2 separate regions of the Mus musculus genome follow, and region 2 is linked to region 1. The links are chromatin loops, found by intact Hi-C in ENCODE. Cell type or tissue: left cerebral cortex. All regions are shown on one strand. Each heading gives the region's core, and the rest is flanking DNA. Links, peaks and the distances in the headings are about the cores only.

Evidence for each region. Peaks named below come from ENCODE experiments on the same cell type or tissue, not always from the same donor. Only the 100,000 strongest peaks of a DNase experiment are listed, where the experiment ranks them.
Region 2: it touches region 1 in a loop (3-fold over the local background); 20 of 42 quality-filtered maps call a loop at or near these places.

What each region holds. Positions count from the first base shown.
Region 1 is chr11:35,830,541-35,845,469 of GRCm38, reverse strand. Rars (arginyl-tRNA synthetase) reads left to right here and starts at 10,942. Exons shown (of 15, transcript NM_025936.3): 1 at 10,942-11,033; 2 at 12,164-12,298. The coding sequence starts at 10,989. It overlaps Wwc1 (WW, C2 and coiled-coil domain containing 1), which reads left to right. Exons shown (of 23, transcript NM_170779.2): 20 at 1,223-1,315; 21 at 3,483-3,716; 22 at 5,039-5,160; 23 at 6,226-7,071. The coding sequence ends at 6,292. In left cerebral cortex, for the core only: CTCF peaks have their summits at 8,139 (motif pointing right) and 10,870 (motif pointing right); DNase peaks (open chromatin) are centred at 6,940, 10,908 and 13,165; H3K4me3 peaks cover 1,436 bases; H3K27ac peaks cover 1,026 bases.
Region 2 is chr11:35,760,861-35,775,789 of GRCm38, reverse strand. Pank3 (pantothenate kinase 3) reads right to left here and starts at 6,295. Exons shown (of 7, transcript NM_145962.2): 1 at 5,843-6,295. The coding sequence starts at 5,870. In left cerebral cortex, for the core only: no CTCF peak of the experiment used is centred there; DNase peaks (open chromatin) are centred at 5,774, 6,361 and 7,391; H3K4me3 peaks cover 2,111 bases; H3K27ac peaks cover 1,427 bases.

The DNA.
Region 1 (14,929 bases), core at 6,930-14,929:
AAGACAGCTACAGTGTACTCATACACATAAAATAAATAAATAAATAAATAAATAAATAAATAGCCACCTCTAGTTGAAACAATTAAGTATGAGGCTGTCTTCAGGTCCCCCGTGCAACCAGTAGGCATCGCTACATGAATTCCACAGTGCTGTGCACAGCTCGGGTCTGACGTCGTAGCACACTGGGCCATGCAGTCTCCATTTGGTGATCTCTGCTTGTAAACTGTAAAGCCACCTTTGTCTCTCAGGGACGTTTGTGTGAACTGAAGCTATAACTAAGGTACTGAGAGTGGAGTTAGGGCCTCCACCCATGTGCTCACCGTTGGTCCTGTGTCTGGTCTGCTTCAGACTCCACCTGGCACAGGGACTGTTAGTGTCGTTATCTTTAATCATGATGAATAGCCACGAAAATAATGACACTAATAGCTTCTCGTTAGAGACCCTCAGCAGTAAACGGACAGCTGCCTGTCCTCCCCTGCAGGAGAAAGGCTGTCGTAGCTGAGAATGGGGACCTCTGGGGAAACATGACAAATGGCCGATGCAGGGATTTGAGTGGGGAAGATGGCTGAGCCCAACTTTTGCAGAGTCTGTATATTCTTTCTCTATATGGGTGTGTCTCCTTGGCCTTGGAGCACCCTCGCCCTGCCCCCTCCAGCGCATCTCTCCGTTTGCAGTACTCGCTTGCAGTACTGAAGACCCGGCATATCCTCGACTCATGCTTTATCTCTGGCCCAGATATCTGTCTCCAAAGAGGACAGGGACAAGTGTGTGTAAGCAGCTCTTTGCATGGCAGGACAAAGGGACAGTATATCCTACAGTGGTGGTACCTCGTCAGGCCCCACTGAGCAGCTCTTTCGTGGCTTTGGGTGGGTTCTGTGACTCGTGAGCCTCTATGCCCTGCACGTAACATGGTGACTGTCCTTGCACAGTGTTGTGAGGATACCCCAAGGTGACTCATCACCCCAAGGTGATTCATCTAATTTAGGGTCATGTGGAGACAACGGCACGCACCACGCCTAGTGCATGTTTAGCCAGTGGTCACCGTAAAGGGATGGGAAGTCCAGAGCAAAGCCTGGAATAGGAAGCTCAGAGCCTGGGTGGAATCTGGGGAGGTGATCTCTTCCTGTTCCCACTGGACCCTTTTTTTTTTGTGGGGGTGGGGGGAGCCGTGTCCAGAACACACTCTTCCCATGCCTGACTTCCTCTGCTTTCTCTCTTGCAGCTAAACCGCAGTGACAGTGATAGTTCTACGCTGTCCAAGAAGCCACCTTTTGTGCGAAACTCCCTGGAGCGGCGCAGCGTCAGGATGAAGCGGGTAAGAGCCGCCTTAAAGCTCCTTTTGTGCCTGCCTTCTGTGCCTGCTGCTCTTCACTTCGGGAAGGCTTATGGATAGGCTGGAGTGTCAGGGAAAAGGGGAGTGGGTAGGACGGGGTGGGTGGGCTGGCTCTGCAGATAAAGGTGCTTGTGTGACCTTGACGACCTGAGTTCCTGGGGACCCAGGGAAAAGTCTAAGTCAAGAACCAACTTCACACAGTTGTCCTCTTACCTCTACACATGCACCATGCATGCACATATGGTCACTCTTGGGTGTACATACACACACACACACACACACAATGATAGACTAGACAGACAGACAGATGTTCACTCTGGAAAAATACTCTAGAACCTCCACATTTTTTTGTCCCTACATTTCTGCTGTCGAGCTGGGGAAATGACTCAGTGGGTGAGGGCACTCCTTTTATAAGCATGAGGACTCAAGTTTGAAACCCCACATAAAAAGCCAGACATGGCTGTGTTTGTCTGTAACCCCAGCGTTAGGGGTGAGGTGGAGACACAGGTCTCATTAGACAGGCAACCGAAAGGTCAAGTCCTGGTGCAGTGAGAGACCCCGTCTCAAGGCGATAAGATGCGAGAGATGGGGGAGACACCCAATACGATGCACTCACCTCTCGCCGCTCTGACCTACGGCTATTTTCGCATTCAGGCCTTTGTGAGATGCAGCCATAGCCCCTAGAGGTCACTGAGAGGGTGATTGCCTAGTGTGTGCAAAGGCTCACACCGTAAAACAAAACAAACTAAAGCAATAATACAACTTAGCAAGTCCACAGGCTGTGAGACTGCCTTCGGGAATGGATTGGTCCAAACCCTGAAATAATTCCAGCAGGTCTCTTGCCCCTTCTCACAACACTGTTCCTGCCACATAGCTAAACCTCCTCCTTCTCCTCCTCCTCCTCCTCTTCCTCCTCCTCCTCCTCCTCCTCCTCATCTTCCTCCTTCTCCTCCTCCTCCTGCTTCTTTTTGAGACAGGTTTTTCTGTGTAGCCCTGGCTGTCTTGTAACTTTCTCTATAGATGAGGCTGGCCTCAAATTTATAGAGATTCCCCTGCCTGTGCATCCCAAGTGCCAGGGTTAAAGGCCTGCGCCACCACTGCCCTACTCTTTTTATTGATTTTTATTGATTTTATTGATTTTTATTGATTCTTTGTAAATTTCACATCATGCACCCCAGTCCCACTCATTTTCTAGTTCTTCCATATCAGCCCTCCATCCTTGTAGCCTACCCCCAAAAGAAAAAAAAAAAATTTAATTAAAAAAAATCAGCGGGCTGGTGAGATGGCTCAGTGGGTAAGAGCACCCGACTGCTCTTCCGAAGGTCCAGAGTTCAAATCCCAGCAACCACATGGTGGCTTACAACCATCTATAAAGAGATCTGGCGCCCTCTTCTGGAGTGTCTGAAGACAGCTAAAGTGTACTTACATATAATAAATAAATAAATAAATAAATAAATAAATAAATAAATAGAGTTTAAAAAAAACAGAACATCTCTTAAAAAAAAAAGTTTAAATAAAAAAAAATCAGCAACAAAAACTTGCTGCAGTGTGTCTTCTGGAGTGTCTGAAGACAGCTAAAGTGTACTTACATATAATAAATAAATAAATAAATAAATAAATAAATAAAGTTTAAAAAAAAACAGAACATCTCTTAAAAAAAAAAAGTTTAAATAAAAAAAAAATCAGCAACAAAAACTTGCTGCAGTGTGTCCCAGATAACCGAATTCTTGAGCAGAGTCTGGCTACTGGAGGCACACAGTCCAGACGTTGCCCAGTGTAATATGCATTGAGACAATCCGAGGGCAGGTTAGCACCCCACACCATTCACAGAATGCAAATGCAGTCAGCACTGCTCGGGAATCTCAGCTCTCCCACCACACTCCACACACTCTAACCTAGAGCCCCGGCTGTGTAGACACTAACACGCAGGCCCCTGGAGGGCTGTTGTGAAAGGGGAACTGGAGCCGCATGACAACGGAGTCCCTGGTACGTGGTGCACATCCTGTGTGACTTAGAGAGTATATTCTCGCAGTAAGAAAAGGGTGTCTGCACATAAAGGAAGGCGGGGGTTGGGGTTTAGAGGACTGGGATCTGTGGGTTTCTGGGCTGAGCCCTCTGGCAGGCATGAACATCATCTCCACCCCCGCAGCCTTCCTCCGTCAAGTCCCTGCGCACAGAGCGTCTGATCCGCACCTCGCTGGACCTAGAACTCGACCTGCAGGCCACGAGGACCTGGCACAGCCAGCTGACTCAGGAGATCTCAGTGCTGAAGGAGCTGAAGGAGCATTTGGAGCAAGCCAAGAACCACGGGGAGAAGGAGCTGCCACAGTGGCTGCGTGAAGACGAGCGCTTCCGCTTGCTACTGAGGATGCTGGAGAAGAAGGTGAGTACCACTGGCTGGCTGCCTCTCAGCATCCTGTGATCCCACTGTGGAGGGGGGCCCTGAGGGCTTCGCTCTACAAGTGTTTCTGTTGATATTTTTTTATGTGAGTGCTTACAATTCAACCCCACTCACCGTGAGTCCTTCATCAGATACAGCAAGCACCTTATCTAGGTGGGCCATGCACGTAAGGGCGAAGCAGGAGAATTACAATTCGTAATTCAATACGTAAACCATATACCGAATTCTAGTCTAGATGACTAAGCTAGACTGAAACCCTGTCCTGTCTCAAATGCAAACAAACAAAAAATAAAAACAACAACCAAAAAAAATAATCTATCAAACAAAAGAAAGGGGCTGGAGAGATGGCTCAGTGGTTAAGGGTGTAAGACTCCAGGGAGCCTTAGCTTACTGGGGACCCCCTGAGTGAACCACATGGAGCCGGGATGGATGCAAAAAAAAAAAAAAAAAACCAAGAGGAATTTATTGTTCCACTGCACTGGGGTCATCGAGACCCAGAGAAGAGGTGGCGACGCCCAGCACCCATTTGGGGAGTTTTTATATGGTTTCCAGGGCATCAGCATCTAGGCACAATATGATTGGCGGAACAGGGCACCCTTTAAACTGATTGGTCTTTAGGGAATGAGGTGACAAGGACTTCCCTTGTCTGAAGGTGGGCAATGGTCAGTCCTGCAGAATGTGTCCCCACCTGCAGGTCGGTTCCACCCTGTTGTCTGAGAAATGTTAATTAGTCTCGCCCTTCAGCAAGGGCAAGTGTTTCATTACCTTCCCAAAGTTCCTGAGCTGACCTTTTCAAGGGCACTGGCTGTTCTTCTAGAGGTTCTTGGGTTCAATTCCCAGCAACCACATGGCGGCTCACAACCATCTGTAATGGGATCTGATGCACTCTTCTGGCACACAGGTATACATGCAGATAGAGTACTCATATACATAAAACTGAACGCATTTCTTTTTTAAATAAAAATTTAAAAACAAAAATCAAAAGTGAAACAAACAAAATTGAGTCATTTTCTTGGTCTGTAAAATCAAAGCTACTGTAAAATCTCCCCTCCCAAGTGCCTGAGGAGCAGGTAAGAAACACACTTCACTAGGCGTGTCCTGTCACAGTTCCTTCAGGCACAGGAAGGGCTTCTATTCCCTGCCTCAATCCTCAGTGGTCATCGGTGGATGATGTGAATATAACCCTACACAATGCCTTCTACACAATGCCGACTCTATGGTACAGACTCTGCATTGCTAACAGCGCCTCCTGCAGGCCAGAGGACTCTCTCCCACCTCACACTCTTGCTTGCCTTACCTCCCAGGTGGATCGTGGGGAGCACAAGAGTGAGTTGCAAGCCGACAAGATGATGAGAGCTGCTGCCAAGGATGTGCACAGGCTTCGAGGCCAGAGCTGTAAGGAGCCCCCAGAAGTGCAGTCTTTCAGGTGAGTGGATAATCCCAGTCTCATGCCTTCCGCTACCCCACCAGCTGCCTGGCCTTTATCGTCTTTGCTGGCCTCGTGTTCCCTGCTCCTGGGCACTGAATGCCCCTGTTGCTAGCAGAGCTGTAGCCTACATGGGAACAGATGTTCATCCTCTGCCAGGCTCCCATAATGCTGTGAGTACTGTGGTGCTCTGGGACCAGTCCCCACACAGCTCAGCCCAGTTTGTGAGATCCTCTTGTTTAATGAATGAACCACCTGCCTTATCCTTTCCTCTCAGCCTTTTCGGTACCTGGTAATTGCAGGGGCCTGGCTGGTGATAAAGAGGGGAGTGGCGTGCAATGGATGCTCACCTAATTTCCTGCCTCGGCTTGCTAGCCTGCCTAATAGAATCACAGCTGGGTGCTTGCCTTGCTGGACCTACACGTGTCAGAGGAGGGTCACAGATGTCATTTGGTGTGGGCCTTCCAACACAAAGGGATTTAGATTCATCCTCCATCCACTATAGTGTGAGTTCAAGGCCAACCTGTGTTCCATGAGACCCTGCCTCAAACACACACAAAAAACAAAAATAAACCAATGTTCATATACATACACACACACACATATATGCATATGTATATGTATGTGTTTCCTGTATTGATCATGCTAATGGGTCAAGCATGATTTTGTCTCCTATGTCACTCGCTGCAAAGATATTTGACTGTGTGTGTGTGTGTGTGTGTGTGTGTGTGTGTGTGTTGTTAAAGATGGGACTATGTGGATAGGAACTCAAAATCTCGGACCCAAGCTATGTTTGTCTTGAGCCTCTCAAGTTGCTGGGACTAGAGGCATGTATCACCATGTTCAGGGTTCATAGATTTCAGATTTCACAGCCAGAGTTCAGGCATGCTAACAGCATTTAATAGTGGCCAGAGCTATCACTAAGTATCCTACAGTATATAGTAGAGGTGTCTCTCAGTGGCAGACTGTGTGATTGGGATACATGATGCCCTGACCCTGAGCAGGGCTTTATCCTGTCCATACCTATGTGTTCAGTGAGGTTGAAACACCTGTTTTCCATCACAGGGAGAAAATGGCATTTTTCACCCGGCCTCGGATGAACATCCCAGCTCTCTCTGCAGATGACGTCTAACCACCAGAAAAGTATTTCCTTTGTCTCGTGCGCGCGCGTGCAGACCAAGCTGTGAAGGCTGACTGTGACTAATGTTATTTATGAGGCATTATATGAAGGTACTGAGTCACAAGTCCCCGAGCGCTCTTGTTGGTTTGAAGACAGATTTTTTTTTTAAATTTCAGGTTTTCTTGTTATTATTTAAAAAAAAAAATGACAAAGCAACCATAACAACAAAAACAAAAACCAAACAAACAAAAAAACCAGCATTAAAATGACAAGATTGTATAGTTTGTATATTTAGGAATGTATTTTTGGGAAAGAATTTAAATGAACTAAAGCAGCATTAAGTGGCTGCTAGTCTTAAAACTGTCTAGAGTTTTCTTTTTGTACAGCAACAACTTTCAGAGGTTTCCCTGCAATAATAAAAAAAAAAAAAGTTGTATTTGAGGGGCGACAATCCTCAAAGGAGGTCCCGCGGGTGGCACAGCACAGCTAGCCTGCCCTGGTTAACGTTATTTTGTACAATAATACAAAGACAAGGATGTACAGTAATCGTGGGGGAATTCGAAGACTGTCCGCGGATCTTTGTGAGCTGTGATGTGTCTTTCATGTGGCCACGTGACCGTGACCGGAAGCAGGTAGCCTGGAGCTGGCTGAACCGCCCGGACTGGTGACAGGCCACGCCCAGGCCACGCCCATCTCAGATGCCCAGTGACGCAGCTGTGGGAGTGAGGGGAGGGCTGCGGAGAACCGCATTTGGATCTATCTCTAACAATAAAGTGGCCTTTTAAGAAAGAGCTTCTTGTCATTTGTCCCTTTCACATCTTCACTTTTATTATGTCCCTGATTTCACTCAGCTCCAAATCCTGGGGGGGGAAATTTTGTTTTCCTTTTTCTTTTATTTTTCGAGTTATACTTATTTGTCCGTTAGATAAAAGTGACTGCTCAGCTCTTTGGGAACCTAAGGTCTGGTGGTGTATGTCTGTGTTTCCAGAACCTGCAAGGTGGACGCAGGAGTTTGAGACCTTCTCAGCAGTATGAAAACCTGTCCTTAAAAACTGAGCCTGGAGAGATGGCTCAGGAGTTAAAGGCACTGGCTGCTCTTCCTGGAGAACAGTATTTGATTCCAAGCACCCATATCGTGGCTCACAGCTATATGTAATTCCAGTTTCCGGGATCTGAGACCCTTTCTGGTCTCTGTGCATACCAAGTATGCATATGGTGCACAGACAGACATGCACCCACAATGCACATAAATAAATGACTAATGGGACATTGAGAGATGTGTCAGCAGTTAAGAATGCTACTGCTCTTCCAGAGAACTGATGACTGGTGCCCAGCACCCACGTCAGTCAGCTCACAACCAGCCATAACATACACTCATGCTCCTATGCACATAGCCTGACACACACAAGTACACATAATTCAAACTAAAACAAAGTTTAAGCCTAGTTTTATTATTTTAAAAGGAGGTACCTAAGCATACCAAGTGCAAAGGCTACACAAGAGCCATAGAATCACATCTTTCCCCTCACCACAGCTCTAATCACTAAAAGTTTATTTTTAGCTGGGTTATCTTTACAATATCCTATACAGAAGGTACGATTATGATCTTGTGGTCTTGTTATTCTGAGATAGGGTCACACTGTGTAGTTCAGGCTGGCCTCAAACTCAAAACAATTGTCTTGCCATAGCCTTTCTAGGATTATCAGCATGACTTTTTTTGTGTGCTTTTTTAAAGATGGGTGGATGAATATGGATGGATAGAATTATGTTCACTTCTATTTTATGTGTATGGGTATTTTGCCTGCACAGATGTGTGCACCCCTGCATGTGGGTGCAATGCCTATAGAGACCAGAAGAGGTCATTGGGTCCTCTTGGAACTGAGTTACAGACAGTTGTTAGCTAACATGTGGGTGCTGGGATTTGAACCCGGGGCTTCTGGCACAGAAATCAGTGCTCTTAACCTCTGAGTCACCTCTCCACCTCAATGTGAATTTTATTTTATTTTATTTGGTTGCATATTGACATCAGCTTGGTCTCAAACTTATACTGTAGTCTAAGATGGCCTTGTTTGTTTTTAAAGATTCCTTTTATTTATATGTATATCCAAAGATGCCCATGAAGGCCAGCAGAGTTTTGTCCCCTGGAATTAGAGTTATAGAGGGGTCATGGGCCACCTATATTTCACATGAGTGCCAGAAACTCTAGTCATCTGGAAGAGTAGCAAGGGCTCTTAACCGCAGGTCTTGTTTTGTTTATAAAGAAAGGGTCTTTCTCAGCTAGGCATTCTGATATGTGCTTTTAATCCCTGTACTATTCAGGCCCAGCCTGTTCTACATGGCAAGTTTTAGGATATCCAGGGCTAGCTTAGTGAAACCTTGGGGGGGCGGGTCGAGGAGAGGGGAGAAAGAGGAGGAGGAAGAGGAAAGAAACAAAAGGAAAGAGACCAAGTTTTGGGGTTGGGGATGTGGCTCAATAGAATAGTAGTGTGGCTTAGCAAACACAAAGCCCTGGGCTTAATCCCAGCACTGGAAGAAAAGAATTAAAGACAAGACTTTGGAAACTAAAGCCCTGCATTGTTTATCCAGTGTTTGCTATTGTAGACCGAATTACTGAGATCCAGCATCCGCTGCTGTAGATCCACGGTGCTGAGAGTCACTCTCTACTGTTATAAGTTAAGTCGCAATGTTAAGCCACAGTAGTGAAGTCTATATTCTACTTGTTATATTCTAGATGCTTCTGGAATAACTCATTTCCATATCTTTGACCCATACCATGAGTACAGCTATCCCCAGAGCACGTTGCTAACTGAATGTATTAATGGGAATATGGTAAGGATAGCCATCAATTTCTGCCAACTATAGGATAGTGGGTAAATGAAGCTAATTGGAAATAGCAGGCTTGACGTTATGTACTTCTGGCCAACCATATGTATCTGATTCCCTAGGTTTCATATCTCACGCACCAGACACACCTGTTCACCATTTCAGCTCCTGACACAGTATTCCCTAACACATGACAATTACTGACTGACTGAAGGAAAGTCGAAGTCCTTCCAATCCGGCTGTGTAGCAATGGGAACATAGGCGTTTCTCAGTGGCTTGTGACCTCTTTTTTTTCCTTCCTTCTTCCTTTTTTTTTTTTTTTTTTTTTTTTTTTTTTGCTTGTTTGCTTGCTTACCTGGAGACAGGTCCTTACTCTACAGTCCTAAAACTCACTAACTCAGGCTGGAATGAATTCACAGCAATCACAGTGTTGTGTGTGTGTGTGTGTGTGTGTTTTTAACATTTTTTTATGTGCTGTGGTGATAGCCAAGTGCCTTAATGCAGCATTTTCTCAAAGTGGGTATAGGTACCACTGGTGACAATATAGAAAACTATAGGCCCGGAGAGGCAGCAGATGTAATCCCAGAACACAGGAAATGCTTGAGTTTTAGGCCAGCCCGCTCTACCTAGCAAAAAGAAAACACAGGTAGATATGGCTGCATTCTTTATTATCTATAATAATATGTTGATTGTTTTTGAAAGTTTATCTATTTTATGTATATGGGTGTTTTGTCTGCATGTATGCTTGCACACCAGGAGAGAGCATCAAATCCCAGGGAACTACATGTTCATAGGTGAGTGTGAGCTGCCATGTGAATACTGGGATCAAACTAGGACCTCTGGGGGAAAAAAAAACAGCCAGTGCTCTCAACCACTGAGCCACCTCTCAAGTCCTATATTTATTTAATATGTAGCATCTTTAGCCCACACACTCAGCCCATGGATTCATAGATATTATTGTTTAGGATGAAGATAAGTAAATTTTAACGTGAACTAAATCCATCTTGGTGGTAAAACCACGTTACCACGACCCTTGGAAGGTGGAAAGAAAAAGATCAGAAGTTCAAGACAAAAGATCAGAAGCTCAGCTAAATGCAAGACTACCCTGGGCTACATCTTTCAAACGAACAGAAGAGCCTGAGAGATGCTCCAAGAGGCTGCCTGGCTCAAGTCATTGTACCACCTTCCTTTCTTGGTAATTAAAACATTGTTTGCCTGGTAAGGAGGCTGAGGCAGGAGGATGGAGAGTCAAAGGTCAGAGTGGAATACAAAAAGTCTACACATGCACATGTGCGCGTGCACGCGCGCACTACACATACAATGAAAAGGAAAGCCATTGTTTTCTCTTTCCCCTTTCAGGCAGTCTCCATTAGTTTAAGGACCTTTTTTTATCATACATTCTAAACATCTTCACATCCTGGAGAGAGTATCTAGCACCTTAATGTGAACAACAACAAAAATGCCTGTTTAACAGAGGGATGAGTTGCAGGCAGTGGTGGCGCATGCCTTTAATCCCAGCACTTGGGAGGCAGAGGTAGGTGGATTTCTGAGTTCGAGGTCAGCCTGGTCTACAGAGGGAGTTCCAGGACAGCCAGGGCTAGAAACCCTGTCTCGAAAAAAACAAAAACAAAAAACACAAAAAATCAAAACAAAAGAGGGATGGGTTCTGTGCCCATGCCCGCGCCATGCCTCCAAGCAGAGGGTAGGTTGCTTTGGCCTGCTCCCCGCCTCTCTCGCAGTGTCTCCTGGATCCCGTTAGGGGGCAGCAGAGGGCGCGCCCTGAAAAACCAAAAACAGTGACTTACCCGGGTAGGAATTTCCGTTTCCGGCCCAAACTAGACACTTCCGCTTCCGGCCGCTTGGCATGTGAGTCGCTGACGAGAGGATGGACGGTCTGGTGGCTCAGTGCTCCGCGCGGTTGCTGCAGCAGGTTTGTCCCTGGGCGGGGCGGAGGGCTCTGGAGCGGGCGGCGGCGGGGCAGAGTCCGCAGTGGCTTCCACAGGCGGCCGCGGCGACCCCAGTCCGGGACCTCGGGGCTTGCGAAGCCTTGCTGCTCCGCTGGCCCTTTCCTCTTGGCCGGGTCGTGCGACTGTCACTCAGAGAAGAGAGGGTGGACAGCGAGCGAGGCTCACTCTGCTGGTCGCCCAGGCCAGGTTAGAGCAGGACAGGTGTGCCCTGAGACCCAGCCGGAAACTTCCCAAGAAGCCGCCAGTGTTGGTCTGGAACAGTGTCACAATTTTGAAAAACGAAAGTAAGACCAGCCCCTTTTCTTTTTCGGGCCTAGACACTAGCGTTAGGAACTCAGTTTGTCTAAGTCTTCCCTGGACAATAACTGCTTTTATGCAAATCATCCCCGAGGTGCAAAATAAATGGACAAGCTCTTTACTGCTGAGTCCAGTGAATAGTAGCAGATCTTGGAGAGATGGGGAAAAAAAAAACCATATATATATGAAGTTTACGTAGACCCAGAAAAGGCAAAGACGGACACTTGAGTGATTTCGAATATGACAAAAGATGGATTGACTCCTTTTTGTCTCGGGATCTAACCCAGAGCCAAGGCCTATGTGTGGCAAGCAGCACTGAGGGGTGCAAGTCCCCAACTCCTACTGATGTTTGTTGGTTTGTTTTGTCGTTTTTGATTTGGTTTGGTTTTTTTTAGTCCCAAGTCATTAGATTTAGCAACACAGGTAGTAAAGCCAGAAACTTGTACTCTGACTAAATCAGGATGCACCTAGCTAAAGAAGAGACTTCCGTGTTTGACTCTGGCCCTGGACTTTCAACTCACAGCCTCTCAACTGCTAGGACTGGAGATGTGTACTGCCATGCACACTTGGCTGAGTTATATTCTCTGCCCCGCAGTCCCTCATCCCCAGCACACACATGTGAACTCAGTTCCATCTCATAAAGGATGATTGCTGACGTCAGTAAAATCATTGCAAAGTCCATTCTCATTTTTCTACCCCACATGTTGTGGAGAGCGAAATGAGGAAGTCTGTGGTAAGGTTTGCCATTATCCGGGAAGCATTTGTTTGACCTGGAAAAGTTGCCTTTCCCTTACAGGAAAGGGAGATTAAGGCTCTGACTGCTGAGATCGACCGGCTGAAGAACTGTGGCTGCTTGGAAGCTTCTCCAAGTTTGGAACAGTTACGAGAAGAAAATTTAAAATTGAAGTATAGGCTGAATATTCTTCGAAGGGTAAGTGCTCCGGATGTTTTCAAATAATTTGTTGTTGCTGTTGTTGTTGTTACTGAAGATTCTAGAAGTACGTGCTATAAGAATTGAGAAGAGGAGTTTGTTTAGAAATCAGTTTTCCTGCATAAGGCAAGTTAGGACTCATTAGGCTGGAGAAAGTGGGGCGGCACTGGCTTCCCAGGGCCCTTTTAAGTAGTTTATTATGATACCCCTTTTAAGTGGTTCATTACGATGGTTTAATGGTTTGGAAGTTGAGATTTCTTCAAAGGCTTATGTCCATGCTGTCAAAGGAATGTCTTTTGTTTTTAAAACCATTTTAACTACTGTAAAAGAAACAGTTTCTCAGGAGCAACTAACAGGGATGTTTTAAAATGCACTCACTGATTCCTAACTCCTCTGCAATGAAGTTGTTTATTTTGCAGTTTTGTGTTATGCTTTATAGCATCTTTTGGGGTTCTTTTCATTTAATGTTGCGAAACTTTCTCTGCCTCTCCTCCTCCCCATCCAACAGCCTCTCTATACAGACCAGGCTGGCTTCTGGGCTGGGCTGCCTCCATCTTGAAGTGCATTTTCTTCTTCTGTGTCTCTCAGGCTGGGTTTACAGGTGTGTACTACCATGCCACCATTTGAATAGCCTTACAGTCCAGCAATGCTTATCAATGTAGTTTGTTTGTTTGTTTGTTTTAAAGAAAGCCTACCTTCAGCTTCTTTGGCCTGCCTTTCAGGTTTGCTGATGACACAGCCTAGCATGTTGCCTCATTCATTGTTCTCCAGTGTGTGTACTTCCTTCTGGATTGCACAGGCACCGCTCCAAGTCCTCATCTCAGGCGTCTGACCAGTCCTTTGAAGCACTTTATTATCTGTGTGGAGGCAGCTGTGCTCAGATAGCTTTGTCAAGTGCTTGTGCGCTGCTGAAGGAAGTAAGGGAAATAAATCCACAGCTGTGGTGAAAACAAACTTCTCTGTGTGCAAGAGACAAGGGCAGGCTGATCTTTTAGTTCCAGACCAGCCTGGTCTACAGAGTGAGTCTCGGGACAACCAGGGCTACACAGAGAAACCCTGTCTCGGAAAACCAGAGAGAGGGAGAGGGGGGGAGGGAGGGAGCATCAAAGGACTAAAGTGCTGTGTGCCATAACTTCACTCTGCCGCCTTGCCCTAGTTCTTGGGCCACATACTCCACCTTGAAAGCACGTACCGGATGGTTCTGGCAGGAGGTGTTTTACCCATGTTCTCATAAGCACGGCTGCCTCAGTTTTTTCTTATTGCTTTTCTGTCTTTTTTATGTGTTTTTAAGATTTAGAAACGTATTTAGTATTGTTTTTGAGGCACAGTTTCTATTTAGCCCTGACCTTTCTGGAGCTGTCATAAGTAGACCAGTTCTCAAACTCACATAGATCCTCTGCCTCTACCTCTGCCTCCAGAGCCTAGCCACTTAGTACATTTATTAAAGTACTCACAGAAAGCTTTTTCACACCGATAGCACTCATACATGATTGCTGTCACGATAATGCCACTTTTAAAGAATCCGTAGATTTTCGGGAATCTGCTTCTAATCTTAGTTTTCTCAAAAGCTGTTATTTTTACAAATTTTTATAATGTGAGGTTTTACAAAACCTCAAAACAGTAAAGGTGATTGTACCAAAATGTGTCTGCTTTTGGCTTTATTTGAGTCCAGGTCTCACAGTCCAGCCCTGGCTGGCGTGGTTTGTGCTCTGTGGCCTGTAGCTCTCAGACTTGTGCAGTCCTCCGTCTTGGTCTCCCAGGACTAGCTAAGAGTAGTAGTAACTCCTTGCTCCCACAGGCCTAGGAATCATGGGAGAAAGGAAGACACACACGTATAAATCAAGTAAAGAAAAGTTGCCAAGAACTTGTCAGGCTGGCTCACCTCTGTAGTCCTAGCCCCGAAAGGCAAAGCAGGAAGATGGCTGTGTGTGCAGGGCCAGCCTGGGCTATAGCTCAGGAGCCGGCCTGTGTGAGGCCGTGGGTGCAGTCCAGCTCCAGATAAAACTGCATGTGGCTGCGCGTGGTGGTGCGCGCCTTGATTCCATCACTTTCTGTGGGAGGCAAGAGGATCAGGGAAGGAAGGCAGGAAAGAAAAAGTGTTACATTGATTATATTCAAATGTTAATTTGAATGAAGTCAAGTACAGTGGCTTCTGTGTGTTTGTGTATAGGTTTATTTTAAAAGATACAAGTTTTAAAAAGTTACAAGGTTATTAGAGATTTTTAAGACTTAGGATTATATGTAACTGACATTTTCTATTGGAAATCTTTAGATTGTGAAAAGCATGAATAAGAAGTTGATAAATAAAAATTTAAAACTGATCAGGCATGGGAGCTGATCCTATATAGCCCAGCCCTTTGGGAAGTGAAGGCAGGAGAAGCAGGATTTCTAGACCAGCTTCAGCAACACGAGACTCTCACAACAAACCAAAAAAAGCAGACCACCAAAACCCACTTAACTCAGCTCTTTTTGTTTGTTTCCTTGTCGCTATTTGTAGTTTTCTGGCATGGAAATTCTCAACCAGAGTACAAGCTTTATTTTACACAGTTGTTTTACCACTATGTCTGTTAGCAATCTTTGTAACCGTGTACAGAATTACACGGTTGCCAACACGCACTCCCATAGAGAACC
Region 2 (14,929 bases), core at 4,238-12,237, 67 kb after region 1:
TCATTGACCCTGAAGACCAGGCTAGCCTCAACTACCACCACTGCCCCACTGACAAGAATTTAAACTAACTGAATATCACTAGGATTTGATTCCTTTTTTTTTTTAAGGGAACTAGGAGAAAGATTCCATCTGAGAAAATAGTCAAGCACAAAAGATCTTGCGTGCTAGAATAAGAAACTTAGTCTTGAATCTATAGATAATTTCAAGCATAAGAAAGTGTAGTTTGGCTGAATACCAGAAGGGTTTCTCAACTAGGAAAATATGGGACAAATAGACAAAATTACAAATTAGGCATTTATAAATTAAAGGCACCTAGCAAACAGAAAAATCAAAACAATTTAAGCATTATTTGAAAATTACAGATTTCTGGGCCCTCGCTCCAGTGCTAGACTGTATTACCTGAAGAGTTAGATTTGGGAGGCTGGAGAGATGGCTCAGCAAATAATAGGTAGTGTTTGCTGCTCTTCCAGATATCTTGATTTAATAGCTTAGCACCCACACCAGGTGGCTCACAAGTTCCAAGAACTCCAGCTCAAGGGGATCCGAGTCGTCCCCCCCCCCACGCCCATGGGCACCAAGCACAGATATTGTGCATGCAGGCACTCATATGCAGCTCCGTTAGGTAAAAAGAATGTGGTATGATTAAGTGCTACTTTCAGTTCATAAAATCTAGAATTTTTTCAGAAATTCATTCATGATTAATGAATGGCTTAAAAGGAGGGAGGTTTCGTTTGTAATATTACAGGTCATTTCCTTGCCCCATCCCCAGTAATGTTTCTAATGCAATACTGACAGAAGACTTTTATATCCAGTGTTTAAACAAATCCTCTTTTGCATTTCAGGCTTAAAAATGTTTTGTCCCCGGTTTATTTGTTTGTTTTTTGAGGGTGATCTCATGTTGTAGCTCAGACTGACCTGGAATTATAGGTTTATTTATAAATTATGCATTTATGCTCCCAGTTGGCTTTGACTTTAAACTTGCAGCAATCCTGATTTAACAGTATTGGTATTATGGGTGTGAGCCACAAGACCTGGCTATCCTACTTTAAAAATGGGAGCAGATGACACTCAGTAAGGGAACTTGAATTTCCCTCTGAATTGCTTTAAATTTTTAAAATACCATGTTATTAATGACATATTTTGGTGATACTTGATAAAATAACTTTTTCTTCTGTTAACCTAACCAAAAGAAGTTCTATTTAAGTGATTCTTGATTCTAGATTTCATAATTTGGAAGAACAGAAATCATTTTACCAAAATCCAGCCAATAATAAGTATTTGCATCTTCTCTCTCCAGTCTCATTTGGTTTTGATCAGTAAGAAAGCCCAGGACCTTGGTGTATGCTAGGCAAACACTCTGCCTCTGAGCTGTACCCCCAGCCCTTTATATACTTTCTCAGGCTCATGTCAAACACAGGTGTAAAAATACACATATGAATGTCACTGAGAGTACAAACTGCAAGTTCAAAGTTTATTAATTTTCCATCCAGAATCCTCTATTCACAGATTTACAAATATCAAAGTACTGACACTCTTGAAGGCAAACTTCAAGTTAGCACTTAATATTTCTTAATCTTAAAACCATAAATTAAATTTCAGTGGAAGCTTGATTAAGCAATATTTGAAATTTATTGGGTATACTAGAGAGTAAGTCACCAACTTTTCTAAAGCTGTGACTGAGTATTCATGGTTTTTTATTCTAAGTTATGAACAGCCAATTCCAAAATGCATATTCTGTCTACCTGCAATGTGAGCTATGAAGTAGTAAGGTGTGGAAGGTAATCAAAAATCTCTTTGTAGCAAATGGTTGACATATGCTTGGTCCCTCCTCTGGTGTAACACCAGTCTTATTTAGTCAAAGCAGGAAGAACAAGAAACCATTATTACTGATTAAATCTTTTAGAGAAAAAAATTAGTTTTAACTACCGTTAAAATAGGAAAACCAGGGCTTTTGAGACAGCTCAGCAGTTACATCCACATCCACACATAATTTATAACACCTTTTTTTTTTTTGAGACAGGGTTTCTCTGTGTAGCTCTGGCTGTCCTGGCACTCACTCTGTAGACCAGGCTGGCCTTGAACTCAGAAATCCGCCTGCCTCTGCCTCCCAAGTGCTGGGATTAAAGGCATGCGCTACCACGCCCGGCTTTAAAACAACTTTTTTTTGTTTGTTTGTTTTTTGAGACAGGGTTTTTCTGTGTATCCTGGCTGTCCTGGAACTCTCTGTAGACCAGGCTGGCCTTGAACTCAGAAATCCGCCTGCCTCTGCCTTCCAAATGCTGGGATTAAAGGCGTGCGCCACCACGCCCGGCTTAACTTTTAAACAACTTTTTTTTTTTTTTTTTTAATCTTCTATAGCCTTTTAAAAGTTCCTTGGGCAAGTTGCTTGTTCCAAAGGACCAAATATGTCATAACTAAAAAAGGCAACTTTTACACATTTAAACACACACACAGAGGCAAGAGCAGCCTGGTCTACACACATAGCCAGGTTCAATGACAGCCAGAGCTATGTAATAGCATTGCTAAACAAAGCTGCATGTTTCTTTCCACATATGAAAGCTTTCATTTGTTCACAATGATTTTCTTTTTAAAATCAGGAGAAAATTGACTGAAAGGAATTTACTCTGCCAATAGCTCAAATTAAAAGAGGGAGGTGGGAGATCTACCCCATTCCGTTGATTTGGTTTATGCAGATGTGCAGCAGGGCATGCCTGTCACAGCTTGAATGTGGAGATCAAGAGGACAAGGTCTAAGAGTCAGTTCTTTCTCCACTATGTAGGTCCCAAGGACTGTATTCTTGGTGATGAAGCTATTAAGCTGTCTTGCAGCCCAACACCTAACTTTTGCAGAGATCTTTTCAACTCAGCAGTGTTCTGGGATTCATTTCCTCAATCCAGGAAATAACCAGTACTCAGGGGCTGGAGAGAGAACTCAGCTGTTAAGAGCAGGTTTTGATTTTCTAGAGGACCCGAGTTCAGATTCCCAGCACCCACTTCAGGTGGCTCCCAAAGCCTTAACAACCCAGCTCAAGAGCTGCTCTGACAGCTTGACCCCACAGATGCACTCACCTACACATATCCACATAAACTAAACATAAATATTTTTAAAACCACATTCAAAGGGCTTGAGGAAGGCAACAAGAGCACAGAAGACAAACTCAATCATGAGCCACTTTTATCATGTAGCAAATGGTCTAAATCACCAGCTTCTGACTTTTCTAGCAACTTAAGATGGGTAATACACTGGTAAACCCCAATGTTTGGAATTCATGAATAAAAGAATTTCACCCTCCTCACTGACCACTACAAATAAAGGACTGGGTTTTCTGAGATGGACAAAATAGCACATCTTCATACCTTCAGTATTAGATGCCCTGGGAAGGATTTGAGGATTTTTGTTTTAAGTAAATTTCTCATTTCTAATGGGAGTTACATTGGCAACTGTTACCTCCTAATATACTTTACTATCTACTAGAAGTAACAGTTTTTAACATTAATAAGTCACTATATCAAATTACATAGAAGCACAGGATACATAAATTTTCAAGTATCTTACTACTTGGTTGGCACTGACTCCAAACCCATATCACATTAAATATATTCATCACCCTTTATCATCATCACCTCATTAATCCAGTTACACAGCATACATATAGGCAGAACCTAAAAACCTAAAGTTTAAGAAACACGTGGGGGCTGGAGAGATGGCTCAGCGGTTAAAAGCACTTCCAGAGGTCCTGAGTTCAATTCCCAGCAATCACATGGTGGCTCACAACCATCTGTAATGAGATCTGACACCCTCTTCTGGTGTGCATGAAGATAGAGACTGTGTACTCCTATACACTAAATAAATTAATAAAAAAAGAAAGAAATATGTGGGCCAATTGTGGTGGCACACATCTTTAAACCAAGCACTTGGGAGGCAAAGGGATGCAGGGGGTGGGGGGGAAATCATGTAGGAAAAGGTGAGATGGGCCTTGAGCAACATACAACGTGGACATGTATAAATTTCTTAAAAACTCAGAGAGGCCAAGTTCCTCAAGGGAGAGAAGGGCCTGATTCGCTTACTTCTTTCCTGGAGATGAATTAACACATAATTCAACTTAGATGATAAAAGTGATTGTTTTTTTTTTTGTTTTTTTTTTTTTTGTTTTTTTTTTTGGAGAGAGAACTTTTTATGTAGCCCTAGCTGTCCTGAAACTAGTTCTGTTGACCAGACTGGTCTTGAACTCAAGAGATCTGCCTGCCTCTCATGGGATTAAAGGCACAAGTCACCAAGTCCCATCAACCAAATGTAAATTCTACAACAAGCAGAGAAAGTTCACTGAAGGAAGGTACTGGAGTTGGGATCACAAATGTGAGCCACCATGCTAGCCTAAGGTGCATTAATTTATCCCAGAAAATGTAAACGTGGTCACTGTTTCAGACTTCCTTTTTTTGTTTTTGTTTTTCTGAGACAAGATCTCACCACATAACTCCAACTGGCCTCAGAATTTGGGGAGATTACTCGTCTCTGCTTCCTGAATGTTGGGGTAAAAGCTGTGTACCACCACACCCTGGTTCAGATTTGAAGTAAAAAGTTAGTGTGGTGGCACACGCCTTTAATCCCTGCATTAGACAGGCAGAGGCAGGCAGGTTTCTGAGTTAGAGGCTAGCCTGGTCTACAAAGTGAGTTCCAGGACAGCCAAAGCTGCAGAGAAATCTTGTCTACAAACAAACAAAACGAAACGAAACGAAAGCATCATTAATGCTTTCTATAAGCAGATAATCTAAAAACAAACAAACACTGTCTCTTAAGGACCATGCCCTGTAGGTGGAAGGGAAGCAGCACTGCACTTTGAGCCAGTACAAGGAGGGGACTAAAAGTCACTGAAGCAAAGTTCTCTTTCCTCATCTTTAAGCACTGAGAACTCTCACGTTTTAAGTAAATGTTTCTGGACTGCGTTGGAAGCTGAGTCTGTGAGGTTTATGGGAACAGGCAGGGAAGATGTTCATGCCCCCTTTACAGCTGACCTCTAGGCGCAGTTGTAGATGGCATAAAACACTAAAATCTGTAAAACCTCTATGACAGGAACACAGATCCCCACATGCCCAGTTAGTAGAGAATGAAAGAACAACATTCACAAAGACTGAGCCAATAAACAAGCCAACCGCAGGAATAAGAGGCATTTAAAAGACAGCTTGTGAACCTTGATGTGTCTCTCATAACAGGGTTAGAACCTTTGCATGTATATGCATGTACAACTACAGAAAAAAGCTCGAGGTATTTATCACCATATTAATGTGTTCGAAATAGCTGAAATACGATGTTTAACCTTGGTGTTTATCTGCTCCCTAAAACACAAAACCAGCTGATTTTCTAAACTGCCCAAGCCATTAATTTATCTACAGGCAGAGTACATGCACAAGCGTTGAACAGCTCCAAATGCAAGGCTGACAACTCCCAGGAACCCACCTGGACTTCAAGGACACGCGCAGGAAACCCAGAAACTGGGGAAAATGGGAGGGAGGTGGTGTACCAACCCCTATCTGACAGCCATGACTACCTCTTTTCAAGAGGGGCCTGGTAGCTGTGCTCCCATTTTGGTAAAACCCGAGTCAAGATTCTCCCGTGCACCTCCCAGATCTGCAGGAGCAAGAGAGCAGCGGGCAGGGGGACCGCAGGAGCCTGGCCCTCATGCATGGGGGTGGGGAAGCCCGCCGCCTGCAACCTGGGGCTGCAGCGATCCCTCCCTTCCCTCCCTGGCTGGCGTCCGAGAACAGTCGCGAGCTTAAAGCGGGCCGCTCCGCCAGAGGCTCCAAGGCCCGTCTTCCCAACCCACGGGTCCCCGGTCCCATCTTACAGGGTTTTTTGGCATCCTTGATCTTCATGGCGTCGGCCTAAGGCGCGAGGGGTAGCCTCGGGTGCAGAGCTCAGCGAGGAGAGGTGAATACTCCGGAGCTGGCTGGGCCGCGCGGCGAGGCCCGGCCGGTTCCTCCCCTCAGGCCGGGTGGGGCGGGCCTAGGGCGGGGCGGCGGCGCCTGAGGCCACAGGCGGCCCACGGGGCGGCCCAGCAACCCCGCAAGGGGCGGCCGGGACCGAGCGAGCCGGGGAAGGCCGCGGGCCTCGCCGCTCCGTGGCCCCCCGCAGCCGCTCCGAACAAAAGGCCCCGGTCCCCCGAGCCGCCGCCGCCGCCGCCGCCGCACTGAGAAATAGCCCGCCCAGGCCCAGCGCCCACGTGACTCAGGCCTCCTCGCCTCGCTCTCCGCGGGGCTGCTAGGAGTTGTAGTTCTCCGTAGAGTGAGGCTCCACTCTCCTGCGGCAGATGCTCAGGCGGACTACAAAGCCCAGGATGCCTCTCGACCCCTATTTCTAGCCCCCCTCCGCTTCCGGAGATCGCCTCAGAGTGGTCCCAGCGGGGAAGAGGCGGAGCCTTAGTCACGCCAGCAAGGAGGCCGCCAATGGTAGCAAGCCGTGGGCGGTCCTGGCAATTCCCGGGCTCTGGTCTCGTAGCGGCTGAAAGAAGAGAGGGGTTGTGAACTCTGAGGGCGCTGTGGCTGTCACGCAGTCGCAGATTTTCCTCTTGATGGTTTTTCCCTGTGATGGCTGTGTCAAAATTCAGGGGTCCAGACCACTGAATACGTTTGATGAGATAAGTCATCCGCTAAAGGAACACCTTGAATATTGGGGTTGGAAGGTCACTAAAGATGGTAACATTTGCTACATAATTATTATTTAATGTAATGTAGTCTAGCAGCCTTTTGAGTCACATGCGAGTTTTATTTACTGTGAAGATACGGCAGGAACGAGGCAGTCGAAACACTTGAAAGTTGTAGTATGGTCGTGGTGCAACGCCTTTAATCCCTGAACTCTGTGGAGGCAGAGGCAGGCAGATCTCTGGAAATTCGAGGCCAGCCTGGTCTACAGAGCGAGTTCCAGGACACCCAGAGCTACAGAGAAACCCTGTCTCATAAAACAAAACGTTTGAAAGCACATGCCTTTCAGGTTCCTCACAGGATCTCTCTAGTCTAGCTCCTCATTATAAAGAGGAAAGTGACTTTCAGAGAAAAGAATTAGATGCACCAGTTCTCAGAATAAACCCAGGATACCCTTTTCTCTACGCCTCTTGTGATTTGAGATCATCCATCGGAAAAGGAAGAGATGGTATCAAGGACATGGCCTCTCCTCCACTTTTATGTCTTAGATGGCAAAGAATTCAGTCATTGACAATATGTGGCTTGGTAGGAACCTCCATGTGCTTGCCCCTGGGGAGTTGGCCCTGGAAGATAGCATTCCAAGAAACAATCTAACTGGCGAGCTCTGCTGTCCTGCCTTTGCTGATTGCTATAGTTTGGATTTAGTTGCTCTAAGCCAAAATTCACACTGAGGCTTCATTTCTCAATGAAGTAGTGTGAGAAGGTGGGGCCTTCAGGAAGTGACTGGGTAATGGGGACACCAGTCTTGCGGTTGATCAATGACTTTCTCTAGAGACTGTATTACATCTCATGGGACTAGGTTAGAGCTTATGGGAATGAGTTGGGTCTGGCAGGTCTGGTTTAATTACTGTGTACTGGTGGATATAATGGAAAGTTAGCTTTGGTGTTCTGGCGACTTTCAGATTCACTTGACATTCTTCTTTGGATTTTACCGTGTAATGTTTGTCAGACCACCCCTGCCTCCAAAGGGTAACTAAACACCCTCCTCCCCCATAACATACCAAGTCTCAAGTATTTAGATATAGGCAACACAAGACAGACTGAAACAGTTGATAAAGCAAGGGCAGAGAGAGAGAGAAGCCAGGTGTGTGGTAGTGGCTCATGCCTTTAATCCCAACATAGACAGGCAGATTTCTGAGTTCCAGGCCAGACTGGTCTACAGATCAAGTTCCAGGAAGGCCAGGGCTACACAGAGACACCCTATTGGGGGCTGGAAAGGGGGAGATAAGAAAGGACCAGGGCGATGGTGGCCCATACTTTTAATCCTAGTTCTGGGGAGGCAGGTACAGGCAGATCTCTGTGAGTTCCAGGACAACCAAGATTACACAAAGAAACCCTGTCTTATTTTCTGCCTTTGTTCTTACCCCAAGATTATTTCTTGAAACAAATTTGTGTGGTAACCAGAGCTGATGGGAATACTCCAAATCCAGAAAAGCTATTGCTTACCCTTAGCCCTGGAAATTCCTGGTTTAAAAAAACCTTTGTTTTGCTGGGCGGTGGTGGCACACGCCTTTAATCCCAGCACTTGGGAGGCAGAGGCAGGCGGATTTCTTAGTTCAAGGCCAGCCTGGTCTACAAAGTGAGTTCCAGGACAGCCAGGGCTATACAGAGAAACCCTGTCTCGAAAAAAAAAGCAAAAAAAAAAGCTTTGTTTTGGGCTGGGAAGATGGTTCAGCGGGTAAGAGCACTGACTGCTCTTCCAAAGGTCCTGAGTTCAAATCCCAGCAACCACATGGTGGTACACGCCTTTAATCCCAGCACTCCAGAGGCAGAGGCAGGCGGATTTCTGAGTTCAAGGCCAGCCTGGTCTACAAAGTGAGTTCCAGGACAGCCAGGGCTATACAGAGAAACCCTGTCTCGAAAAAAAGCAAACAAAAAATTTAAAAATGTCAAGAGGACCAATGAGATGATTAAGTAACAGAAAGGCCAGGCCTGATGGACTGAGTTTAATTCCTGGGCCCCACATGGTAGAAGGAGAGTCCCGCTGTGACCCCAAACACCCCATACACAAATCCACACACAAGATAAATAAGTAAATACATGTGAGTTTTTAAAAAAGATACACCATGAGTCATATCCCCTGGGAAACCCACTAATGTTGGTTATTCTAGTCATTTATGTCTTTAGAGGAAAGAAACGAAGGAAGTATAAAGTTTGGACTCCAAAGGCCTGTCAAGGTCTTCTCAGGCTGTAATAAGCCGGGGGATAAAATTAAGCCACCACCATTCCTTAAGTTAATACGAAGGACAGGCACATTCCAAGGAAAAGAGTGCCAGCTGGATTTTACTCAAATTGTCCTCTATTCGGGATATATTTTCTGATGTTTGTTCATACTTCTCAGAATAGATAAAAGTCTATCATTCCTGACCAGAAGAACTCAAAAGTTATTTTCTATAATAAAACTACTCCACAGCCTCAGAAACACCGTAGAGGACTGGCTGGGCATGGTGGCCCACGTTTTTAACCCCGGAGCTCTAAAGGCAGAGGCTGGTAGATCTGCGTGAGTCTAACCATCCCAGACTACACTGTGAAACCCTATTTCAAACACAAAACTCAACAAACCAACAACATTTACATCACCGTGTGATTTCCTTTAGGTTTCTTAGCAACCCTATGAAGGTAATAGCTTCCGAGTGGAAGGAAGGATGGACAGGAGGAGTATTTCTGATACTAGCCCCCAGCCAGGTTCAAGGATAGGTCTTGTCTCACAGGAAGAGAGAGACAAGAGGACCTATGACATCTGTGGTCACCCATCACACATGCACATAGATACACATGCAAAGAACTCGGAATTTAGATCTTGTTCCCACCACTTAATAATTGTCAGGACCAAAGGAAATTCAAATTTTCAAAACTTCAAAAGTGGAACTACCCAGAAGCAGCTCAGGGTGGGCTAAAGATGGATTTCTGGCAGTTAAGATAAAAGTCAGCATTCTTTGGGAACTTGTGAGACAGGTTTTGTCTACCCAAAGGAATCGCTTCTCTTACCTAGGGCAAAGGGACAGCTGGCTTGCTATCATATACACCCGTAGCACCTATCAGAATGTCCAGGCCTCCAGGCTTCCTCAGTCCTTACTTACAAGTGCTTGTTACACATTTCAATGCCTCCATGGACAGTACCCAGATCCTCCCCTCCCTCAACTACTCACCCTTCTTTTAACATGTGAGCTACTCTCAGGGTCCCTGTGTTCCTGCTAATCACTCTATACCTTCTCTAGTCTCTGCTCCTATTCACTCTATACCTTCTCTAGTCTCTATCCCTGCTATTCACTCTATACCTTCTCTAGTCTCTGCCCCTGCTATTCACTCTATACCTTCTCTAGTCTCTGCCCCTGCTATTCACTCTATACTTTCTCTATTCTCTGCCCCTGCTATTCACTCTATACCTTCTCTAGTCTCTATCCCTGCTATTCACTCTATACCTTCTCTAGTCTCTGCTCCTATTCACTCTATACCTTCTCTAGTCTCTGCCCCTGCTATTCACTCTATACCTTCTCTAGTCTCTGCCCCTGCTATTCACTCTATACCTTCTCTAGTCTCTGCCCCTGCTATTCACTCTATACTTTCTCTATTCTCTGCCCCTGCTATTCACTCTATACCTTCTCTAGTCTCTGCTCCTATTCACTCTATACCTTCTCTAGTCTCTGCTCCTGCTATTCACTCTATACCTTCTCTAGTCTCTATCCCTGCTATTCACTCTATACCTTCTCTAGTCTCTGCTCCTATTCACTCTATACCTTCTCTAGTCTCTGCTCCTGCTATTCACTCTATACCTTCTCTAGTCTCTATCCCTGCTATTCACTCTATACCTTCTCTAGTCTCTGCTCCTGCTATTCACTCTATACCTTCTCTAGTCTCTGCTCCTGCTATTCACTCTATACCTTCTCTAGTCTCTGCCCCTGCTATTCACTCTATACCTTCTCTAGTCTCTATCCCTGCTATTCACTCTATACCTTCTCTAGTCTCTATCCCTGCTATTCACTCTATACCTTCTCTAGTCTCTGCTCCTGCTATTCACTCTATACCTTCTCTAGTCTCTGCTCCTGCTATTCACTCTATACCTTCTCTAGTCTCTATCCCTGCTATTCACTCTATACCTTCTCTAGTCTCTGCTCCTGCTATTCACTCTATACCTTCTCTAGTCTCTATCCCTGCTATTCACTCTATACCTTCTCTAGTCTCTATCCCTGCTATTCACTCTATACCTTCTCTAGTCTCTATCCCTGCTATTCACTCTATACCACTCTATACCTTCTCTAGTCTCTATCCCTGCTATTCACTCTATACCTTCTCTAGTCTCTATCCCTGCTATTCACTCTATACCTTCTCTAGTCTCTATCCCTGCTATTCACTCTATACCTTCTCTAGTCTCTATCCCTGCTATTCACTCTATACCTTCTCTAGTCTCTATCCCTGCTATTCACTCTATACCTTCTCTAGTCTCTACTCCTATTCACTCTATACCTTCTCTAGTCTCTGCTCCTATTCACTCTATACCTTCTCTAGTCTCTGCTCCTGCTATTCACTCTATACCTTCTCTAGTCTCTGCCCCTGCTATTCACTCTATACCTTCTCTAGTCTCTACCCCTGCTATTCACTCTATACCTTCTCTAGTCTCTATCCCTGCTATTCACTCTATACCTTCTCTAGTCTCTACCCCTGCTATTCACTCTATACCTTCTCTAGTCTCTGCCCCTGCTATTCACTCTATACCTTCTCTAGTCTCTATCCCTGCTATTCACTCTATACCTTCTCTAGTCTCTGCTCCTGCTATTCACTCTATACCTTCTCTAGTCTCTGCTCCTGCTATTCACTCTATACCTTCTCTAGTCTCTATCCCTGCTATTCACTCTATACCTTCTCTAGTCTCTGCTCCTGCTATTCACTCTATACCTTCTCTAGTCTCTATCCCTGCTATTCACTCTATACCTTCTCTAGTCTCTATCCCTGCTATTCACTCTATACCTTCTCTAGTCTCTATCCCTGCTATTCACTCTATACCTTCTCTAGTCTCTATCCCTGCTATTCACTCTATACCTTCTCTAGTCTCTATCCCTGCTATTCACTCTATACCTTCTCTAGTCTCTACTCCTATTCACTCTATACCTTCTCTAGTCTCTGCTCCTATTCACTCTATACCTTCTCTAGTCTCTGCTCCTGCTATTCACTCTATACCTTCTCTAGTCTCTGCCCCTGCTATTCACTCTATACCTTCTCTAGTCTCTACCCCTGCTATTCACTCTATACCTTCTCTAGTCTCTATCCCTGCTATTCACTCTATACCTTCTCTAGTCTCTACCCCTGCTATTCACTCTATACCTTCTCTAGTCTCTGCCCCTGCTATTCACTCTATACCTTCTCTAGTCTCTATCCCTGCTATTCACTCTATACCTTCTCTAGTCTCTGCCCCTGCTAGTCCCCCCTCTCTCACAGATAGCCTTGGCCAGGTTCAGCCTGCCGACCACATTTAATCTTCTTTCTCTCTCTGCTCTGGGCTCTTCCAGCTGCCTCTAATTGTGTTCTCTCTCTCTCTCTCTCTCTCATTAAGAAGGACTGTGCTCACATTTCCTGGGGTTGAGATGGGATTAAAGGGGAGAACATAAATTAAGTACTGGCCACACTGCTCTCCTGTAGGTAGTGATCAGTTGTATTTATGCTGCTGCTGTTGTTTTGGTTGGTTGGCGGGCTTTGGGTTTTAGAGACAGGGTGCTCTATATAGTCCTGGCTATCCTGGCACTCATTCTATAGTCTAGGCCGGCCTTGAACTCAAAGACCCACCAGCTGCTGTCTCCTAAGTGCTGGGGTTAAAGGTGTGTGCTAGCACTTGGCTCCAGGTTGTTTTCCTTTCTGTTACTTGAGGTTCCCTAGGATCTGGATAGCTAGGGGTACACAGACAAAGCCTGTCCTGGAAAGCCGAAATCAAAACCAAAAAAGTTTTACTAGTGTGCCTAGGATTGTCAATAGCTACACCCATAAAATCTTACCAATATGGTTCTCTAACATGACCTGAAAAAGGACAATAGACTTGTCACACTGGGTAGAAGAAAATGATCACAAGGCCTCAACCTTCTACAAAGAATTACAAGCAACTGTGGAATACAGAGAGAAGGAGAAGTAGGCTTCCCCAGGGAAAACTCGCCAACTGGTTCTTTGATACCAAATAGTCAGCCCTGAAGACATAGAGTAACATTACACATACTGAGCAGGTTTTATTAGGAATATAGATGTATATACATATACCCATGTAGCCGCAGTTCATGAAAAAGGAGGCCATGAATTTGAAAAAGGACAAGGAGGGGTGTGTAGGAGAGTTTAGAGGGAAAGAAAAGTGGGAGATGATGGAATTGCATTATAATCTCAAAAACAAAAGAAAACTTCACTAGAGCAATTGAAACTGTCATGGCATCCTGGCTTTGGTTTCTCTGTCCTTTAGCCCTCGTTGGCGCCCTGCCGGAATCCCTCCCCACAGAGGTGCCTGGTTAATTTTATGCTCTCTTTTCTAGCATGGCCTTGAAACTATTCCCAGCAGATTGAGTGGGTGAGATGGGGAGAGTACCTAAATGGACCAAGAGATTGTTTTCCTGTCCAATATTTCTTGTCTAGGAAACATAAATCCTGCATCTTGCAAAGGGAGAGAGGATGGCTGACACATCCTCATTTTGCTTCTGCTGAGTGGGTATCCACAGAGACAGGGAGCGGGTTGAACTTAATGATGACTATGAAGTCATACACACACACACCATATATAGAACACACACACAGCACACATACACACCATACATATACACAGCACATACACACACAAAACACACAACACACAAACATACACACAGCACACACACATACACACAGCATACACACATATACAAACACATACAAAACACACACACGGCACACATACACAACATACAGATACATAGCACACACAGCATACACACACACAAACACATACAAAACACACACACACACATAAACACAACATACATATACACAACACACACACCTCAAGGTGGTCTAGGTCAAACTGACATGGTCAACAACATACTGCAGCCGGCCTCTGGAGGCATAAACTCAAATCAACATCGTAGTGTCCTTAGTATTTGTGACATCAGCACCAGCAAGTGTCGGGCTTTGTTTTTGTTTTTTTTTTAATTAATTGAATTTGAATGTGTAGTTTATTATGGGTGTTTATCTGTCTGTCTGTGCCCTGGTGCAGAGCCTGGCACCCATGGAAGTCAGAAAAAGAAAGTCGGATCCCCTGGATGTGGAGTTGCAGATGTTTGTGGGCCACCACGTGGATGGGCATTGGGAATCCAGCCTTGGTCATCCGGAAGTGCAGCCAGTGCTCTTAACCACCAAGATTTCTCCAGCCCCGGCATCGCCACTACCCTCATGATAGCAAAGCACCAAAATTCCTAGTGACGAATATGAGTCAAATTCTAACCATGTGCCACACTAGGAAAAGGAAGAAAGAGAAACCGTACACAGTTACCAAATCATCAAACAAGAATGGACTGTAGCCGGGCGTGGTGGCGCACGCCTTCCAGCACTCGGGAGGCAGAGGCAGGCGGATTTCTGAGTTCAAGGCCAGCCTGGTCTACAAAGTGAGTTCCAGGATAGCCAGAGCTATTCAGAGAAACCCTGTCTCAAAAAACTCAAAAAAAAAAAAAAAAAAAGAATGGACTGTAATAAATGATGAGAAAGGAGCCCCTTGTGTGCTAAATGAGGGTCTGGGGCTGCAGGAGGGAGTTGGGCCTTATTTTCGGCTGGAAGGGCAGGGAACACGTCTTTGAAGTGGTGTTTTAACTGGGACCCATGACTTTTGCTGGGGAAGTATGTGCCTGGTATTACAAGTAGGTTTGGTTTGATGCATAGAAGAACCAGGGTAGAGAGAGTGCAGGGTGGGAGCCAGATGATGGCCAGTGAAGTCACACAGCTGAGCACACAGGGCCTCAAAGGCCCCTGAGAGGTTTCAAGCAGGGATGATGGTCCTGCTTTGTGAAGAATGTGGAATTGGAGAAGGACCATATCTGGGAAAAGAAAGACTATTTGTGTCAGGCTGTCCCTGCACTGTCCTGGGTGGCAGCTGGGGCCCTACAAGCACAGCCAACTGTGTAGGGTCCTGAACTGGTGGCAGCCCTATAGATGGGAAGGAAGCGTTCTCATCAAGTGCTTCATTTAGTGAATGCTATAGAGTTCCTAAGATCTCTCAGGCACTAGTCTAGTGGGTAGGG